Linked DNA regions of Homo sapiens: region 1 is linked to region 2. Evidence: chromatin contacts called from ENCODE Hi-C data. All regions are on one chromosome and are shown on one strand. Each heading gives the region's core, a stretch centred on a gene start or an enhancer-like site at or near the end of the contact. The rest is flanking DNA. Distances are from core to core; before and after follow the strand shown.

What was found. Hi-C counts contacts between places; a loop is a spot of excess contacts on that map. Pooled maps may share reads with other maps.
Region 1: a map of prostate gland shows a loop between it and region 2 (4-fold over the local background). The contact joins the enhancer-like site here to the promoter of PID1 in region 2. A Hi-C loop is called at or near these places in 1 of 168 maps with a recorded cell type or tissue (prostate gland) and 6 of 50 pooled maps.

What each region holds. Positions count from the first base shown.
Region 1 is chr2:228,770,104-228,772,803 of GRCh38, reverse strand. No RefSeq gene overlaps it. Among named protein-coding and RNA genes, the nearest start is that of LINC01807, 160 kb to the right of the region's middle. Within about 2 kb of position 1,316, at least 6 of the 41 ENCODE cell types and tissues checked have a DNase peak (open chromatin) inside an H3K27ac peak, as active enhancers do.
Region 2 is chr2:229,269,963-229,272,662 of GRCh38, reverse strand. PID1 (phosphotyrosine interaction domain containing 1) reads left to right here and starts at 1,376. Exons shown (of 3, transcript NM_001100818.2): 1 at 1,376-1,649. The coding sequence starts at 1,620.

The DNA.
Region 1 (2,700 bases), core at 67-2,566, 500 kb after region 2:
TTAATAAAACAGCTATTAGGTAAATTCTAGAGTGGAGACTTTCTTGGGAAACCATCTGAGAGCACAAAACCAACTTTCACAAAGGATCTTATTCTAGGATTGTTTTAGGATGTGTCTTCTTCCCCTGTCATGAGAAGTCAGAACCAGAGCAAGGGAAGTAGTTTCTGTATATTTGCTCAGTTCTACAATTAGTTTGCATATTCATGTTTGCTTGGTTTTGGTGAACCTAGTTTGCTAGGTTGTTAAAACAAAATAAATCAAAACAAACCTATGAATACCTTAGCAATCATTCCATAGAGTAATGTTTTATATCCACTGTTACTTTCTACTCTAGGATCTGCTGACTTTTAGCATTAAGGTACAAATTATTGTACTATTTGGGATTCAAATAACACATAGCTGACTTGCCCAGATAATTGATGAGAATGAAAAAAAAATCCAGAGCAGTTGGAAGATTTTTTCCCATAATTTCCAGAATAAAGACACAGAGAAAATGATCTCTACCAGACCAATGAAGATTAAACAATGACCTACGGAAGAAAGTATTTCTCTTTCAGATTTTATTTTCAACTTCCGAAGTAAAGCTGAACCAGGACAATAAAGAAAGCTTGACATGTATACTGCCAGTCTGTTTATGAATTCCAGTTTTATCACAACACAAATAGATAAATAATAGAAGCCCATAACGCTTGTCTCTGAAATAGTAGTTAAACTGAAACTCAGTATGCAGGAAACAAAAGATGAATGATCTCTCATAAACATGTTTTTATAACATAATCCACTCATATAAACAACTGGCAGTGCATCCTTTTGGGATTCTTGTTAGCCAGGATTTCCAAAGCTACAATGAATGGATTGAGTTTCAAAATTATTTCCCAATGTTGTGCTGCTTGGAAGAGACATCTGTTTACTGTATGTAAATGAACAAGACATTCTGTTCTTTTAGGGACTCAACAAAGAACCCTTAAAGTAGGCCAATTTTGCAAATAAGAAAATACAGTGTCTTCAAAGGACTACAAATAATGTTTAACTAGAAATAATATGAGGGTTTTATTTTTCTCTTCAAAGTTTCTATATTTGGATCAAGTGAGGGATTGATATTTCCCTTTGATTAAAAACCTATCTAGGCTTTTTTCTGTCTTCTTGCCTGGTCATCAGACAGACTGAAGTTAGAAAACAGATTTACTTCATGGAAGAAGTGTGCAGCAGACAGAGAGGAGCGAGTAGGCATAAATCTTAGTTCAGTTAATATTTCCACATGTCTGGCAAATACCCCTGGAAGGCCAGGAGTCCAAACAGTTTGAAGCAGATGCCTCCGCATGTGCCTTGCTTTCATATTCTATTTCGCCTCTTTGTACTAGATTGATGTTGCTCATCTTGTACATACTAATTTTGTATGAGCTGAGCTTGGCTTGAAGCAAGGGAGTAGTCCTGATGTGCGGTGAGCTGGGGACAGCTTAATAACGGGAGTCAGTCAGATACAACTTATGTGCAAAGACAAATAGAAAACTCTCACCTTACACAGAACTTACAAATGTGGTTTCATAACTCAAAGGGAAGTGGTTGTTTTCTTAAATTCTAGCTTTTAGGGAGAAAAATCTAAAAATTAACACCATAATGCTGCCGAAGAATTGTGTTTCTTATTCATTAAACTTAAATATCTCAATTACTCTTTAATATTAAAAATGCAAATACCTCTGTGTTATAAGACTATAACCACTCTTTCTATATTAAAAATGTACTGAATACACTCTAAATATGAAAAATTTGTAACATTTGCTTCAATAAATATTGTTGATACCTAATTGATACTCCTCCATTTTTTTCCATTTAAGAAGACATGTTAACCAGCCATGTCTAGAATATTTCACTCATGGTTACATTGAAACTGAAGGTGATACAACTTTATTGGCATCCTGTTGATTTTATAAACATTTCTGATAAATGTATTTCACTCTTTTCTTCCCACTTTTCTTGGTTGTTCTGACCCTCAGCAATATTTTTATTCAGAGCCCACTATGGGAAGAGCCCTCCTTTTAAGTGCCTAGGCCCACTTCACTTTCCTAAATTTAGATGTGTTCATATAGAAGTAATGGAAAGACTCCCCCAAATTATATTTTCTTTTTAATACTAATAAACTTGGTGGAACTCTACTTTTTTTTTAGCCAGATGCCAGCACATTTAAACCAAATTTTGGCCTTGCTGTTTGGTTTTATTTTTTCCCATTTTGAATCTCCTCTCTGAAAAAAAAAATTGTGTAAATGATTTTAAAACACTACAAATATCAATGATGAAACCAGCCAAAGAAAAGCATGTATACAAAGCAAATAGCACACATCTCCTCTCTCTTCCCTGACCAAAAAAAAATAAAGTAGGAAAAAAAGGAAGGATAGAATTTGAATAGAGAAGAAAAGACAGTGGTTGATGTCGAGCCATAATATAATTATGTGTGTGTTGTGTTTGCTTAGATGTTTTGCTTCAAACTTCTATGACCATTGGCTACCAGCGATATTAGAAATAGGAAATACCTTTGTCTGCCTTCAGAAATACCTGCCTATTTGGATTACACATGACTAAGAAGACCATAGTTAAAGGTGGCGCCATCATGGTTTCAGCCGTCATTGTCTTGTCAGCAGTGGCGCTTGGTTATCTGAGCCTGGCCCTGGGTCATTATCTTTGTCTCCTTATCTAGAATTCAAG
Region 2 (2,700 bases), core at 127-2,626:
CTCAGTATGAAATGCCTCTCTTTCACACCCCTCTGCTCTCAGGACCCTGCCTTGTAGGAGCCTAGGGCTCCCCACAAACATTGTGTTCTCTCTGCTCCTCTCTTTGGTCATTCTATGTCCTGAGTTCTTCCCACCATGTTCTCCTCTCCCACTCTTCATCAGCTCGAGAATCAGCTTAGTATCCCTGACTTGCCAAGTGCCTTTAACCCCCAGCCCTAGACGGATGCTCTTTCCACTGGGTTTCCATGGTCAGTTAGAGGCGCAGGGCCACATCTCCTGCCCTGAAGTCATCTGACTGTGCACTCTCTAAGCCACTCACTGGCTGTGTGACCTGGACAAGTGACCTAAACCTTATAAGCCTCATTTGTTTGATCCACATGGTGAAAATATTAATAGTTATTTTGCCGAGTTGTCAAGAGAATGGGAAGGGCTGGCCTGTTTAGGACAGGAAGTCATCTCATGGTGGCCGGCACTAGCCGGGGAGCCTCCAGGCCTGCGAGCCCAGAGCGGCTTTCCCTTGGGTTCTGAGAGCCTCCTGCTGCACCTGGCAGATCTCAGGATGAGTTAGTGATTCGGGAGTCTGCATGGCCCTCCTCACCCCTGTATAGGTTAGGAGTCGAGTCCTCTCCCCATCATGAAGCATGGCCTCTTCGTGGCCAATCCCTCTCATCTCTCAGGTCTTACTCCAGGCATTCCCCAGGGCCCTTGTCTAAGAAGCTCTCCTCTCCCCTTCTTCCCACATCTGCCCTGTTTTATCACCACCCGATATAGCACCGGCTTGTTGATGTGTTTGCTCAGTCACGACTCTCTCTCCAAAGCAGAAGGTAAGCTCCAGAGAGAAGGAACATTCTCTTGTCTTCTATTCTGCGTCGCTGCATCCTCAGAACCCAGCATAGGGGCTGGAGCCTAATAGATGCTCAGTTAACTGGAGTGGGAAGAATGAATGGAAGTGTCTCCCTAGCACAGCGCCAGGCACAGCACAGGCACTTCAGAGATGCCTGTTATATGGAAACCCGGGACCCCCGGGGCTACGGTTTCCTTATTTTAGGAATTTCCCCCACCCCCGCCACCCCCGACATCCCCGCTGCCCCCACCACCCCCGGCTCCAGGCCCTTCCCCCCTCAGCCAGTCTGTCCCTTTTCCCAGACCCCAACCCAATGGGGGCTTCCTGCAGGGAAGGGCCGGCTGTTCTAGCCTCCCCATTCACCCCTCACTAGGATTTAGAGTCGGCCGCGCTGCACTCCCGCCCCGCGCGGCCCCTGGGCGCCCGCCCCGGGCATGCTCAGAGCGCGCAGGTCCGGGCGGCGGCGGCGGGGGAGGAGGGAGCGGCCGCCCCCGCCGCCGCCGCGCGCTCGCCGGGCCCGGGCGGAGCTGCGCAGTCCTCTCGCAGCTGCGCCAGGACAGCCGGCGCGCGGCCGTGCCCACAAGTTGCCGGCAGCTGAGCGCCGCGCCTCCTCCTGCTCGCAGCCCCCTACGCCCACCCGGCGGCGGTGGCCAGCGCCAGGACGCACATCCCGCGGACACCGACCCCAGATGTAAAGCGGGACCCCAGCCCCTCGCCCCCCGGCGCGATCGACAGTCTCGCCAGCGTCTCCTCTGCCAAAACCCAGGGCTGGAAGATGTGGCAGCCGGCCACGGAGCGCCTGCAGGTAAGGGGCACCCGGGAGCCGGGGGCCAGCCTGGAGGAGGAGGTGCCCGGGCAGAGGAACCTAGTTTTTGCTTCTGCCTACTTTAGGGGATTTGCCCAAAACCATCTTGTAAGACGCATCGATGGCAACATGATGCTGTCGGTTTACCCAGCGCCAGGAACCCGGCAGGGGTATGGGGATGATGAAATTGATAAACGCACGGGTTCAGGCGTTACAACTTTTGGCTTGGAGGTGCTTGTGTGCGTGTTGGTTGGTACATATAAGGTTGGACTTTCTGACTGGCAATTTAGATTGCATTCCACTGACACAATGCAGTGGTCTGGGGTTAGGATTTTTGAAGCCAGATTTTTTTTTTTTTTTTTTTTTTTTTGTGGTCACCAGGAAAGACAGAACAAGTGATATGTGAAAGCATCCATTTGCCAATATAATGTGGAAATATCAAGCTTGGTTTGGCTTGGTCATGGTATGCTACTTATTTTATTTTTCCCTATTCATTGGTTCTCTCCCTTTATCTTCCTTAAACCCAAGCTCCTTCAGATATTTAAGAATCAAAAGTAGGTTCAGCCAGGAATATTTATGTCCTGGGTTATCCCATCAAAAGTTTTTTACTGCTGTCTCCTGAAATGCCAGACTGCCTTGAATTGGATTCTGGAAGCTGGGGATTTGCGGGAGGCGATTGAAGAGAAAGAGGGACCTTTCCCAGAAGAACTCCTTCAGTGACACGTTGGGCCTTGGGATTGCCCTGGTTGCAAGGTTTGAGGACTGCCTTTTGCTGGCAAATATTGTCAAGAGTCACGGCAGCTACTCTGCCAGATAAAATCCACTGAATCCTGCAGTTAAACTTTTGGCAAGCTAGGAGCCACATTGTTTCGTAGTAAACTTTGAAGACGTGTTTAACTGGTAAAATACAGCACCATTGGAGGCTGAGTGCATCTGAAGACTTAGGACAATGAGGCCAGGCCCTGGCTAGGTTGGAGGCTTCTCAATGAACATTTACAGCCCCAAGCACAGTTTCTCAGATGCAGGGAGAGGCTAACCTTTGTCTAGGAGT